3 separate regions of the Homo sapiens genome follow, and regions 1 and 2 are each linked to region 3. A link is an interaction called in ENCODE POLR2A ChIA-PET data of the cell type or tissue named here. Cell type or tissue: OCI-LY7. All regions are shown on one strand.

Region 1 (5,000 bases), 90 kb before region 3:
AAAATGAATTAAAGACCTAAACTCAATCTTGAAACTGTAAAGGTCCTATAAGAAAATAGAGAGCGGGTGTATATTTTAGGAAACCTGTATCTATGCAAACAGGCTGCAAAAGGCAAAAAAGCATCATAACACTAAAAAAAAAACACCCACAGACAATGCAAGGCATGGCTGTGCGTGTGTGTGCGTGTGTGCGTGCGTGCACACACGCATGTTTCTGTGTTTTGTGGAAGTGGGGTGTTAAACACAAAAATCACTGCTAACATATGCAACTATAACCATATGAGACTAGGGACACTTTGCAACTTCTACAGGGAAAAGAAAACAATGAAACAAACAAAGGCATCCTAAAGACTGAGAGAAACTCTAAAAAATCCTACCCCTGAAAGAGGTTGTTATCTACTACATACAGTAAACTAATATGACTAAGTGTAAAACAACAACAACAACAACAACAACAAATATCCAAGGTAAGAGGATCTAAATAGACCTGAGTGAAAAGGTGGCAGGAAATTGACTCACAGGTGACAGTTTCTCAATATCACTAATCCTCACAAAAATGTGAATCAAAACCATACTCGGTTACCATCTAATTCCACTTAGAATGAGTATTACAAAAGACAAAAATCAAAATTGTTGAAGGCAATGATCAGTGTAGACTTGCAGGAAGAAAAAAATCTTCTACACTCTTTGTGGAATGAAAATTACTATACACTCTATAAAAAACTTTTGGAAGCTCCTTAAAAAAGTAAAAGGTAGGCTGGGCGCAGTGGCACACACCTGTAATCTCAGTACTTTGGGAGGCCGAGGCAGGTGGATCACCTGAGGTCAAGAGTTCGAGACCAGCCTCACCAACATGGTGAAATCCCGTCTCTACTAAAAATACAAAAATTAGCCAGGCGTGATGGCAGGTGCCTGTATTCCCAGCAACTCGGGAGGCTGAGGCAGGAGAATCGCTTGAACGTGGGAGGCGGAGGTTGCATTGAGCCGAAATCGCGCCACTGCACTCCAGCCTGGGCAACAAGAGCAAGACTCTGTCTTTAAAAAACAAAACAAAACAAAACTAAACTAAAGGTTAAAGTACAACTGCCACTCCAGCTAACAATCCCACCACTGGGTACATGTTTAGAGAAAATGAAATCCCTGTGTTATCTGCCTTTTCATGTGTCCTGAAGTACTAGTCACAATAGCCAAGATGTGGAATCAACCTACCTGTCTATCCACAGATGAAGGGATAAAGGAACCACAGTATATATACACAAGGAAACACACTTCAGCTCTAACACTTTGGGAAATCATGTCATCTGCAACCACTTGGAGAAATCTGGAAGACAATTAGGTGAAATGAAATGAGTCTGCTAGGGAGACCCACACTGCATGACATCAGGCATATGGAATCCAAAACACATTGTCTCCTAGAAGCAGAACTTCCAATAGGGGTTACTACAGGCTGGGGAGAGCAGGGAGCCTGGGCAGGGATGGGTAACGGGTACAGAGTGATGCTCAGATACGAGGAATCCATTCTGGTGTTCTGTTACACAGCAGGGTGACTAGGTGACTAGGGTCAACAGAATCTACAAAAATTTTTCAAAATCAGCTGGAAAATACGGTTCTGAATATTCTCTCCACAGAGAAGTAACAATGATGGAAGGTCACAGAGATGCCAGATATGATGATTTGATCATGATGCTACATATACATGTCAAAATGTCCCTTGCACTCTTACGGTTGTGTGTGTTTGTGTGTGTGTGTATATATATATACACATACACACACACATACTCTACAGAAACAAAACTGCCATCAAATGTTGGTAGTATTCATTCTAACTGCAGTGAGATGAAATCTTCAGTGTGATTTTCACTTACGCTTTTGTGTGAATCAGCGATGGTGAGAATCTTCTCTTCTACCTGTGCCTCCACCTCACGTCTTCAGGTCCTCCATCCAGTCCTAACAACAAATTAAAAACAAATTCACAATAACTTAGCAAGTACCACTTATCATACACACACAAAAATCAAAAACACACTCAAGATTCCATCTCACTCTACATGCAATGGATGCTACAAGAAAAAAGTTGAAACATTAAAGCACAAAAAAATCAAGGTGTGGATTTCCAGAGGAGGAACTTGTCTCCACAGTTGCTGGGAAACGGTGAACTAGTACGCACACTAAAGAAACCACTTGGGTGTTCCTTGAAATCCTAAAACTTCAACTACCGTTTTCTCCAGCAATTCTATTCCTAGGTATATACACAGAGCACGTGATCAGGACATGGAAGAGATTATCTGTCATCCCAGGTGGAATTCAGCCCTATGCCCAAAAGCCAAGATAAGAAATCAGCCTACCTGTCCATCCACAGATGAAGGGATGAAGAATCTCTAGTATACAGACACAATGGGATACTTTTGGGCCATCAAAATTCATGGAATCCTATCATTTCCAGCAACATGGCTACACCTGGAGATACTATGTTCAATCAAATCAGAAAGGCAGACTAAGACCAAGCCTGCATGTTCTCACTCATGTAGGAGCTGAAAAATTTAACTGACTGAAGGTGGAAATACAGCAGTGGTCACCACAGGCTAGCTGGAGGAGAGGATATCAAGGATTGGCAATAGGTACACAATAGGTACACAGAGAGTTACAGGAGAGGAATACATTCTGGTATTCCACTCCAAAGCACGGCGACGATACTTAACAACATGATCATGCCATTTTCAAAACAGCTACCAAGGAGGATACTGAATGTTCACACATCGAGGATATAAAACCTATACGTGGTCACAAGCATGGGAAACTCCCTGATTTTATCCATACTCAAGGTATACAAACAAGTATCACAATGTCCCAATGCACCCCTAATTCTGGACATGAAGTATGAAACAAACGTTTTATGAAATGTTAACGATACATGGCTAAAAATTCACATGGAACCACCAAAGACCCAAAGAACCTGAATATGCAAAGCAATCCTAGGGAATACAAACTCAATTGGAGGCCGCACAATCCCCAGTTTCAAATTACAAGTAAAACCTCCACTCATCCAAAGACTACAGTAGTGGCATAAAAATGAATCCACGAACCTAGGGACGTAAGAGAACCTAAACACACACCTGTACGCAGTCAACACATTTTTTTCAAAGAACACCTAGAAGATGCAATGAGGCCGGGTGCTGTGGCTCACACCTGTACTCCCAGTGCTTTCGGAGACCAAGTCGGGTGGATCACTTGAGGTCAGGAGTTTCAGACCAGCTTTGCCAAAATCGTGAAATCCTATCTCTAGTAAAAATACATGCAAAACCAGGTAACCCAGCCAAAGTTGGGCAATGAACCCGAAGAGACATTTCTCAAAAGTCCCAGCTACTCGGGAAGCTGAGGTGGGAGAATCACCTGAGCCCCGGGAGGTCAAGGATGTAGTGAGCTGAGATTGCACCACTGCCCTCCAGCTTGAGCAACCAGAGCCAGACACTATCTCAAAAAAAAGGAAAAAAGGAGAAAGAAATAAACTACACAGAGAAAGACAAACATCACATTTTCTCACTCAGGAGGAATCCACAAAACTTTATTTCATAGAACTAGTAAGCATAACTGTTCTTACCACGGGTGGGGGTTGAAAGGTGGGGCATAGTCAGAGATTGGAAACGGCATAAAGTTACATACTCCGTGAGAGGAATGAAACCTGTAGTTCTATTCCACAGCAGCAGGGTGACTAGGTCTAACATTATCAGAGCGTACTTTTCAAGAAAGCTAGAAAAAGAGGATACTGAATGTCTTCACCTCAAAGGAATAATAACTCTATGAGGCAAGAGAGATGCTAAATACCCTGATTTCATCATTACACAATGTACGCATGGACCAAAGTGTCTCATTCTACCTTCTGGTAGTACACCTTTACCATAGGGTAAATTTTTATAAAGAAATTTAAGGAAACAGGCTGAGCATGGTGGCTCATGCCTGTAATCCCAGCATTTTCAGAGGCTGAGGTAGGTGCATCACTTGAGGCCAGGAGTTCGAGATCAGCCTGGTCAACATGGTGAAACCCCATCTCTACTAAAAATACAAAAATTAGCCAGGCATGGTGGCACACGCCTGTAATCCCAGCTACTTTAGGGAGACTGAGGCAGGAGAATTACTTGAACCTGGGAGGCGGAGGTTTCAGTGAGCCAAGATCGTACCACTGCACCACTCCATCCTGGGTGACAGCACAAGACTCTGTCTCAAAAAAACAAAAAACAAACATAAAAAAAAACGTGTATTTGGCCAGGGGCAGTGGTCATACTTGTAATCCCAACACACCACCACAGGGAGGCTGAAGAGGGAGGATCACTTCAGCCCAGTAGTTCAAGACCAGCCTGGGTAACATAGAGAAACCACATCTTCCCTAAAAAATAACAAAAATTAGCTGGGCGTGGTGGTGTGTGCCTGCAGTCCCATCAGCCCCAAGTACTTGGGAGGCTGAAGTGGGAGGATTGCTTGAGCCAGGAGTTTGGGGCGGCAACGAGCTACGATCTTGACGCAGGGTAGGTAGTCAAGGAAGTGACCGTGTCCTTCGGACGTGCCAACCACGGCGCTGAGACATCTGATGTGTGAACAAGCATGTACAGCTACAGCCCATGTGCACCCAGAGGATGACCCAGAACGTGCTTAGAGTAACACCTCTTCCAACTCCTTAGGAATTCATCATGGAAGACTCCCAGAAAGGGAGTTTCCCCAGTAATAATCAGCGCTCTCTCATCCTTAGGAGCAGACTGCCCTGAATCCTCTCTCAGGGTGAACCGTGTATTTTGGACTTCACGATCTTTTTTTAGATGGGGTCTCGCTCTGTCACCCAGGCTGTCTCAGCCTCCCGAGTACCTGGGATTATATAATGGAGTGTTGCAATCTCAGCTCACTGCAACCTCCACCTCCCAGGTTCAAGCAGTTCTCCCATCTCAACCTCCCTAGTAGCTGGGATTACAGGCATAAGCCACTGCACCCAGGCTATTCTGCACTTAACTTGC
Region 2 (5,000 bases), 71 kb before region 3:
GCTGGGATTAAAGGCTTGAACCACCATGCCCGGTCTCCTGGTGCACTTGAAATATAATTTAGACTCCTCACAATGGCCAACAAGGCTTTGTATGACCCAGCCCCTGCTGTATGACCCAGCCCTTACTCTCATTCACTGTTTTCCAAACATTCAAGCCACTTTCTGTTCCTCAAAAGCCCATTCCTGCCTTAGAGACTTCACACCCGTAGCTCTTACAATTTCTGCTTCTTTATCATTGAAGCCTCAGCTCAAATGTCACATCCTCAGTAAGCTCCCATCTGCCCACTTTTTAAATTATGGTAACTAACCATGGAAGTTCAGCAAATATTTCTTTCTCCCTCTTTTTAGACACGAAGTGGAATTGCATGTCTTTGACTTTGTCATGTGAGGGGTGACCATGTGACTTTTTTGGTCCATAAAATGTAAAGAGCAATTTTTTCTTTTTTTGAGAGACAGGGAGTGTCTCACTCTGTCACCCAGGCTGGAGTGCAGTGGCACGGTCTCAGCTCACTGCAACCTCTGCCTCCCAGGCTCAAGTAATCCTCCCAACTCAGCCTCCCAAATAGCTAAGATTACAGGCGAATGACACTGCGCTGGGGTAATTTTTTGTATTTTTTGTAGATACGGGTTTTTGCCATGTTGGCCAGGCTGCTCTCGAGCTCCTGAGCTCAAGTGATCTGCCCGCCTTGGCCTCCCAATGTGCCTGGATTACAGATGTGAGCCACCACACCCAGCCTTAAACAGCAAAAAAAAAAAAAAAAAAAAAAAAAAAAAAAAAAATTTGAGGCGGAATCTCACTCTGTCACCCAGGCTGGAGTGCAATAGCGTGATCTTGGCTCACTGCAACCTCTGCCTCCCAGGTTCAAGCAATTCTCCTGCCTCAGTCTCCTGAGTAGCTGGGACTACAGGCATGTGCCACCACATCCAGCTAATTTTTTTATTTTTAGCAGAGATGGGGTTTCACCACATTGGCCAAGCTGATCTTGAATTCCTGACCTCAGGTGATCCACCCACCTCGGCCTCTCAAAGTGCTGAGACTACAGAAGTGAGCCACCACGTCCAGCAGGCAGCAACATTTTTAAGAGCCAATGCCTGATTTTCTGCATCATCCCTTTTTCCTGTCTTGGTGATCACAGAAGCACGTGTCGAAATTGAGCACCTCTCAGTCAGGATCCCTGAGCAACTTATGGAAATCAAAGCCCCCTTTCCAACCAGTGATGGATGTGTAGGATGAATGAGAAATAAACCTTTATTGAGTCAAAAGACTGAGGTTTTGGAGTTGTTACTGCAGCTTAATTAGCCTGTCCTGACTGATACACTATGTGCCAGACCCTCATCTGGGGTCTCTACCCACATTATCTCATCTACTTCTCACAACATCCGAATAAAGTAGCTTGTCCGCTTATAAAGGAATAGCTGAGGCTGAGGCTGGGTCATTTGTCTTTTTTGTCCAAAAGAGACTTGTTTGGCTCATGGTTCTGCAGGCTGTACTAGAAGCATGGCCCCAGCATCTGTTTCTGCTGCAGGATTGGAAGCTTCCACTCATGGCAGAGGCAAAGGAGAGCTGTGTGCAGATCACATGGCAAAGGAGGAAGCGAGAGAGCAGAGGTGCCAAGCTCTTCCAACAACCAGTTCTTACAGTAACTAAGAGTGACAATTGGCCAAGTGTGGTGGCTCACATCTGTAATCCCAGCACTTTGGGAGGCCGAGGCTGGGGGATCACTTGAGGTCAGGAGTTCGAGATCAGCCTGGCCAACATGGCAAAACTCCATCTCTACTAAAAATACAAAAATCAGCCAGGCATGGTGGCAGGTGCCTGTAATCCCAGCTACTTGGGAGACTGAGGCAGAATTGCTTGAACCCAGGAGGTGGAGGTTGCAGTGAGCTGAGATCGCACCACTGCACTCCAGCCTGGGCCACAGAGCCAGACTCTGTCTCAAAAAATTTTGAAAAAGCTGGGCGCAGTGGCTCGTGCCTGTAATTTCAGCACTTTGGAAGGCTGAGGCAAATGGATCGCCTGAGGTCAGGAGTTCAAGACCAGGCTGATCAACATGGTGAAACCCTGTCTCTACTAAAAATACAAAAATTAGCTGGGCCTGGTGGCGGGTGCCTGTAATTCCAGCTACTCGGGCGGCTGAGGCAGGAGAATCGCTTGAACCCCAGAGGTGGAGGTTGTGGTGAGCTGAGATCACACCATTGCAGTCCAGCCTGTGCAACAAGAGCGAAACTTCGTCTCAAAAAAAAAAAAAAAAAAAAGAAAAGAAAAAGAAAGAAAGAAAGCATTTTGTAGTCAGGCTCTCACTATGTTGCCTAGGCTGGCCTTGAACTGTTGGCCTCAAGCAATCCTCCCAGCTCACCCTCCCAAAGTGTTGAGATTATAGGCATGAGCCACCATGCCCGGCCTCAAAGACTTTCAAATTTATGTTTGAAGAAGGAACTGACGGAGTCATGGGTTTTATTATATACTCATATATTGCAAGAAAAGAGAACTGCCAATTTTCATACTCTGGGTATATATGAATGAAATGTATAGTTTTTATTTTTTTTTACTTCATTTTATTTTATTTTATTTTTGAGATGGAGACTCGCTCTGTCACCAAGGCTGAAGTGCAATGGTGCCATCTCGGCTCACTGCAACCTCTGCCTCCTGGGTTGAAGCGATTCTCCTGCCTCAGACTCCTGAGTAGCTGGGACTACAGGCGCCCGCCATCACACCTGGCTAATTTTTTGTATTTTTGGTGGAGACAGGGTTTCACTGTGTTAGCCTGGGTGGTCTCGATCTCCAGACCTCATGATCCGCCCTCCTCGGCCTCCCAAAGTTCTGGGATTACAGGTGTGAGCCACTGTGCCCAGTCAGATTTTTTTAATAGAAATGGGGTGTTGCTACATTGACCAGGCTTGTCTCAAACTCCTGGCCTCAAGTGATCCTCCCGTCTCTGCCTCTCAAAGTGCTAGGATGACAGGTGTGAGCCACCGTGCTCGGCCCATATGTAAATAAATACAAGTGTTTATATCTTTATGTGTACAGAGATGTCATTTGATATTTTAATTGTTACTTTAATATTCTAATAGCAATATCATGACAACAATTATCAAACACAACATCCAATTAGAATAACAGGCATTTCTGATCTCCCACCTCAGCTACCTTTTGTGCGGTTTTTGAGGTTAAAGGTTTTTGGTTTCGGGGTTTTTTTTTTTGCAAGACCTAAAAATAATGTCTGAATTCTGAGTGTCTTCAAAGACCCCTTCCCTTTGTACAAATACTGCCAGGGACAGTTGTTTTATTACTTAAAATAAATGTTATTGAAGTATAGTTTACATACAATACAATGCACTTATTTTAAATGTATAGGTTTTTTTTGAGACAGGGTCTCACTTTAACTGTACAGTTTGATGAGGCTTAGCAAATAGATATATCTGAATACCCACTGCCACTATCAAGATATAGAACTTTCTGCTGGGTGCAGTGGCTCATGCCTGTAATCCCAACTTTGGGAGGCTGAATCGGGAGGATTGCTTGAGGCCAGGACTTTCAGGACAGCCTGGGCAACGTAGGAGCTACCTGGCTACAGTTTTTTTAAAAAATTAGCCAGGCATGGTGGCATGCACCTGTGGTCCCAGCTTCTCAGGAGGCTGAGGCAGGAGGATCACTTGAGCCAGGAGTTGGAGGCAGCAGTGAGCTATGACCACAATACTGCACTTCAGCCTGGGTGACAGGGCAAGATGCTGTCACAAAAAAAAAAAAAAAAAAAAAAATTAAAGCCGGGTGTGATGGCTCACACTTGTATTCCCAACACTTTGAGAAGCCAAGGTGGAAGCATTGTTTGACCCCAGGAGTTCCAGACCAGCCTGGGCAATATAGTGCTATATCATCTCTACAAAGAATATTTAAACATTTAGCCAAGCGTGTTGGCAAAGGCCTGTGGTCCCAGCTACTTGGGAGGCTGAGGTGGAAGGATCACCTAGGCCCAGGTCAGGAAGGCTGTTGTGAATTGAGGCAGCGCCACTGCACTCCAGCCTGAGCAACACAATGAGACCCTGTCTCAAAATAAAAACAAAAACAAATCAACAAAAAAGAACTTTCCCTAGGCCAGTGTGGTGGCTCATACCTGTAATCCCAGCACTTTGGGAGGCCAAGGCAGGCTGATCACCTGAGGTCAGGAGCTCAAGACCAGCCTGGACTACATGGTGAAACCCTGTCTCTACTAAAAATATAAAAATCAGTTGGGTGTCGTGGTGCATGCCTGCAATCCCAGCTACTCAGAGGCTGAGGCAGGAGAATTGCTTGAACCTGGGAGGCAGAGGTTGCAGTGAGCCGAGATCGAGCCACTGCACCCCAGCCTGGGTGATAAAGTGAGATCCTGTCTCAAAAAAAAAAAAAAAAAAAAAAAAAGAACTTTCTCATTACTCCAGGGAGTTCCCTCTGACCCCTCCCAGTCAATCCACCTTCCAGCCCTGACCCAGGCAACCACTGATCTGCTCTGTGTCACTATGGATTAGATTTGGTGTTTCCAGAATTTTATATCAATAGAAGTATACGGGGCGCTCTTTTAGATCTGGCTTCTTCCACACAGCATGTTTTTGAGATTCATCCATTTTCTGCATGTTTTAGTATCTTGTTCCCAAGTATCACTTTTAGCAACAGAAAACAGAACAAATTTCATGAGTATATCAATTACACACCTTATTCAGGCAAGATTCTTTGAATCAATTTTATGACATGAAATGGTGTCTACCACTTTGCAGCTGCTGAAAAGAGACACATCCTCTTTCTTTCTTTCTTTCTTTCTTTTTTTTTGGAGACGGAGTTTCACTCTTGTTGCCCAGGCTAGAGTGCAATGGGACGATCTCGGCTCACCACAACCTCCACCTCCTGGATTCCCGGATTCAAGCGATTCTCCTGCCACAGCCTCCTGAGTAGCTGGGATTACAGGCGTGTGCCACCACGCCCAGATAATTTTTGCATTTTTAGTAGAGACAGGGTTTCACCATGTTGA
Region 3 (5,000 bases):
AGCTACCTGGAAATCACCCGTGGAAGCTGCAAAGAACACATCTTCTTGGGCCCTTCCTCAGAGGTGGGAAGTCACTCCACCTGGGTGGGGCTCAGGAATGTGCTTCTTAAAATTTTGCATTCTGGGTTTGGGTGTTGTAGCTCACACCTGTACTCTCAGCACTTTGGGAGGCCAAGGTGGGAGGATTGCTTGAGCCCAGGAGTTTGAGACCAGCCTGGGCAACATAGTGAGACCCCACCATCTCTATAAAAATAAAAAAATTTAAAAATTGCACTCTGAGCGGCCAGGATTAGGAACTATGACCCAGATAGGTTGTAGAGGGGACCCCTGTCTTGCTGTCCCCTCTCATAGTCTCTGCCCAAGCTGATTCCATGTTCCCCAAATTGGGTACTACAAAATCCTCCCTACCCCTACCAGCGATCAAGGGGTAGTCCCAGCCTCAGCATCAGACGTGTAAGTGATTCCCACTTTAGAAGGGAAAAGAGTTAAAGGGCCCAGAGTCCAGGCAGGTCTTGGCCATTGCTTCTGCCCTCCCCCACCCTCTGGAAAGGAGAAGGACCTTTGTGCTGTCTTCCCGGGTCCCTCCTTAGAGGGAACTGTCAAACGTTTGTCGGCCGGGCGCGGTGACTGACGCTTGTAATCCCAGCACTTTGGGAGGCCGAGGCGGGCGGATCACAAGGTCAGGAGATCGAGACCATCCTGGCTAACAGGGTGAAACCCCGTCTCTACTAAAAATCAAAAAACTTAGCCGGGCGTGGTGGTGGGCGCCTGTAGTCCCAGCTACTCGGGAGGCTGAGGCAGGAGAATGGCGTGAACCCGGGAGGCAGACCTTGCATTGAGCCCAGATGGCGCCACTGTACTCCAGCCCAGGCGACAGAGCGAGACTCCATCTCAAAAAAAAAAAAAAAAAAAGTTTGTCATGACTTGCTCTGAATGGTTGAATAGTTATTGTGGAAGTGGTTGCGCAGGTGTTGGGGTTACACAGGGAAGTGACACACAGTCGCTGCCTGCTCCTGCTCACAGCCTTGCCAGGGAAAATGGAAAAGCACAGAGCACAACGGGCACCCAAATGCTCTCATCTGTTTCACCCAGCCCTGGAGCCTTAGTTTAAAACAGCTTTTGGTATTTTTTTTTTTTTTTCGAGATAGGATGTTGCTCTCTCGCCCAGGCTGGAGTGCAGTGGTTGATCCCGGCTCACTGCAACCTCCGCCTCCTGGGTTCAAGTGATTCTCATGCTTCAGCCTCCTGAGTAGCTGGATTATAGACGTGTGCCACCACGCCTGGCTAACTTTTGTATTTTTGGTAGGGTTGAGGTTTCACCATGTTGGCCAGGCTGGTTTCGAACTCACCTTTTGGTTTTTTTTTTTTTTTTTGAGATGGAGTTTCGCTCTTGTTGCCCAGGCTGGACTGCAATGGTGTAATCTCGGCTCACTGCAACTTCTGCCTCCTGGGTTCAAGTGATTCTCCTGCCTCTGCCTCCTGAGTAGCTGAGATTACAGGTTCCTGCCATCACACCTGGCTAATTTTTTTTTTTTTTTTTTTTTTTGAGACGGAGTCTTGCTCTGTCTCCCACTCTGGAGTGCAGTGGCGCAATGTTGGCTCACTGCAAGCTCTGCCTCCCGGGTTCACGCCATTCTCCTGCCTCAGCCTCCTGAGTAGCTGGGACTGCAGGCGCCTGCCACCACGCCCGGCTAATTTTTTGTATTTTTAGTAGAGACGGGCTTTCACCATGTTGGCCAGGCTGGTCTTGATCTCCTGACCTCGTGATCTGCCCGCGTCGGCCTCCCAAAGTGCTGGGATTACAGGCGTGAGCCACCGCGCCCGGCTACACCTGGCTAATTTTAGTATTTTTAGTAGAGACAGGGTTTCACCATGTTGGCCAGGCTGGTCTTGATCTCCTGACCTCAGGTGATCCATCCGCCTTGGCCTCCCAAAGTGCTGGGATTACAGGCGTGAGCCACCGCACCTGGCCTGGTTTCGAACTCTTGACCTCAGGTGGTCTGCCCATCTTGACCTTCCAAAGTGCTGGAGCTACAGGCATGAGCCACTGCACCTGGTGCTTTTGGTAAAAGCAACCTGGAATTTGGGAGAAAAGATCAAACGCTTCATGGGACATGGGTTATTTAAATTACCTTGGATGTCACCTCTGGAAGGTATTTATCAACCCATCTTCTCAACTTCTACTGCTGTGGAAGCTGAGAGGCCAGAGGCCTTGCCTAGTCCATCTCAGGATGGCTGGTATGTCTAAAATGACAGCCTGATCATGTCTCTTCCTTCAAAACCCTGGGGACTCCCAGCCACCTGCTGAGTAAAGTCATCTCACGGAGCATGTGAGACCTGTGATCGGTCCCCTCCCTGGGGACCTCCTCCCTGGACTGCCCCTCAGTCTCTCCTCCTTGCTGCTGCCCGTGCCCCTCCCCGCAGTGAACCCTGACTCAGTGTCTAAGGCTGTGCTCTATTATCCACTCCTCTGGGAAGTCTCCCCCTTGTACCACTTCCCCGCATCCAGGAAGTGCTTCCGTGGAGCCATGCCTGGCTCATAGTGCAGTACACCATGGCCGTGCTGTGTCTGGTGCCCCTACGTACCCTTGCCCTTGCCCAGGTGCCTCTAGCATCTGATGACAGCCTGGGGAGCAGGCTCCTGCAAAGTCAGGTGCACAGACAACTCCCATGGGAGCCTCGAGCCTGACAGAGGTACAGTGGGCATCCCTGGAGCATTAGTTGATTCCTGGTGGGCAGGATCAGGCTCCTATACTGACTGGGAGGACTTTTCTTGTATCTCCTCAGGGAACAGAAGGCCAAGAGGAACAGCCAGTGGGTACCCACCCTGCCCAACAGCTCCCACCACTTAGATGCCGTGCCATGCTCCACAACCATCAACAGGAACCGCATGGGCCGAGACAAGAAGAGAACCTTCCCCCTTTGGTGTGGATGCATCGCTGCACTCACCCTCCGTGCTGATTCCGCCTTAGTTCTCCAGCACGTTTCAGTTCCTTCCTCCCCAGAAAAACACTCTGCTTTGACCTTGTGCTCCCCACAACGCCACAGTACCTCCTCGCCTTTGAACTGTTGTGTTTCCCTGACTTCCAGGACATTGTCCATAGCCTCCTTGGCTCTGTCTGCTGTCACCTTGCCATGTCCTCCTCACCTCTCTGGCCCCTCAAGTGGAGTTACTCAGGGCGCGGTCCTTGGGCCCTTTCTCTGCCCTCAGTTTCACATGAGTGGGCCACAGCCAGTCTGATGGTGCAGATGCCATCCACGTGACTCCCACTGTGCCACCATTTCCCAGAGCCTGCTGGAGTAAACCACCACAAACTGGTGGCTTCGAGCAGAGCACATTTCTTCCCTCACAGTTCTGGGGCCCAGGAGCCTGGATTTAGTTTCACTAGACCAGACTCATGTGTGGACAGGGCCATGCTCCCTCCAGAGGCCATCGAGGCGATTCGGTCCTTGCTTCTTCCAGCTTTGGGGGCTGCCACGTTCCAGTCTCAGCCTCTGTGGTCACGTGGCCTTCTCTGCATGAAACTTCCCTGTCTCTCTCTTAGAAGGACACTTGGCGATGTAATTTAGGGCCCTTCTGGTTAATCTCTCAGGATCTTTCACTTAATCGTATCTTCAAAGTCTCCTTTTTTGGCCATATGAGCTGACAGTCACAGGTTTTGGGGATTAAGTTGTAGATGTCTTCGGGGTCTGTTTTTTACCTCTGTGGCCCAGACTTCCTCAGCTGCCCTCACCCCCTCAGCCTCATGCTGCCTGAAGACCTCTCCATCTCGGCGCGTGGAGATCCAGCCCTCTCCTTGCTCAGGCTGTAGGTTTCTTTCCCAAGGCCTGCCTTTTCCTCACACAGCAAGTCCAGTCTCTCCAGGTTCTCCCCTGGGACTGCCTCAGACAGCCCCCCACTGCTCTCCCTGGGGTCTCTAGCAGCCCCTACCTCCCCTCCCTGCTGCCTTCTCAGCTCTGCAGCTGGTGTGGCCTCTGCTCCAGGCAGATCATGTCACCTCTCCACGCAGAATCCTCCAGGCTCCCCATCACCCTCGGAGCAGAAGCAGGAGTTCTCACTGGGGTGCCAGGCCCAACCTGGCCTGGTGCTGCCACCGCTGCACTCTGCCCCACTCACCCTGCCTCAGGCCTGAGAACGTCCTCATTGCTGTCAGACCTCCCAGAGCTCCTGCCCTGCAGTTGCCTCTGCTGAGGTTTAGCCCCGTTCTCCCTCCTCCCCTCTTTCCTTTCCTCCTTCCTTCCTTCCATCATTCCTCCTTCCCTCCCTCCCATCCTACCCCCTCCTCCTTTTCCTTCTGTCTTCCTTCCCTCTATCTCCTCTTCCCATCCCTAGTTGACTGTCCCCTTCTCCCTTAGAGTGGCCACCCCTTTTCTGCAGCATCCCTGCCCCTTTCCCTGTCTGTTTCCCAGCGCATTCATGCCTGGCACTCAGCTCACTTTTCTCTGTCTTCCATCTACCTCCCAAGGTCACTGGGGGCCTTTCGCAGCCCTCTCCATGCTCCCAGACGCCCTTAGGTGTCCTGTGTCCTCCAGCTCCATTTCACCAACCTGCCTGCCGGACTCTTCCCTCTTTATCTTCCCAAAGTACTCCATTGCTTGGAATCCTCCTGGGACTCCCTCAGGGCAGTGGCCAGTTTGCATAGCCTGAGGGAAGAACTGTGGGTGCTTCGACACCCGCTAGCTTTGCAGCATCCCTGACCACTGCTCCTCACGGAATCTGTGCTCTGTGGTCTGTTTGTACGTCCTCAGCAGTTCCTCCATTCACCTGCCTTGGCCTTGCTAGAATATTTCCTCTTCTGGAAATGCCCTTCTCCTTTCCCATAGCCTTCCATGAAAGTCCTGCCAAATTTCAGGCTTAAATATCCCTTCACAGGATGTCTGGGTGTTGTTCCAACACTGCCCAGGTCGATTCTATTGCAGACAGACTGGTGCTTGTTATTTATGGCCCCAACTGTCCCCATTAGACCGTGGCCCCGGGACCCCTGCTAGCCTCGTCTGCT

Evidence for each region. Peaks named below come from ENCODE experiments on the same cell type or tissue, not always from the same donor. Only the 100,000 strongest peaks of a DNase experiment are listed, where the experiment ranks them.
Region 1: POLR2A ChIA-PET joins it to region 3 with 5 read pairs; 6 of 35 experiments call an interaction of 5 or more read pairs at or near these places.
Region 2: POLR2A ChIA-PET joins it to region 3 with 6 read pairs; 9 of 35 experiments call an interaction of 5 or more read pairs at or near these places.

The regions. Positions count from the first base shown.
Region 1 is chr22:23,707,921-23,712,920 of GRCh38, forward strand. It overlaps the pseudogene GUSBP11. Among named protein-coding and RNA genes, the nearest start is that of RGL4, 19 kb to the left of the region's middle. In OCI-LY7, no CTCF peak of the experiment used is centred here; no DNase peak of the experiment used is centred here.
Region 2 is chr22:23,726,715-23,731,714 of GRCh38, forward strand. LOC124905088 (a long non-coding RNA gene) reads right to left here. Exons shown (of 2, transcript XR_007068020.1): 2 at 3,016-5,000. Among named protein-coding and RNA genes, the nearest start is that of ZNF70, 22 kb to the right of the region's middle. In OCI-LY7, no CTCF peak of the experiment used is centred here; no DNase peak of the experiment used is centred here.
Region 3 is chr22:23,798,157-23,803,156 of GRCh38, forward strand. SMARCB1 (SWI/SNF related BAF chromatin remodeling complex subunit B1) reads left to right here. Exons shown (of 9, transcript NM_003073.5): 4 at 2,788-2,925. Among named protein-coding and RNA genes, the nearest start is that of SMARCB1, 14 kb to the left of the region's middle. In OCI-LY7, a CTCF peak has its summit at 864; DNase peaks (open chromatin) are centred at 955, 2,315, 2,635, 2,925 and 1 weaker place; H3K4me3 peaks cover 3,000 bases; H3K27ac peaks cover 5,000 bases.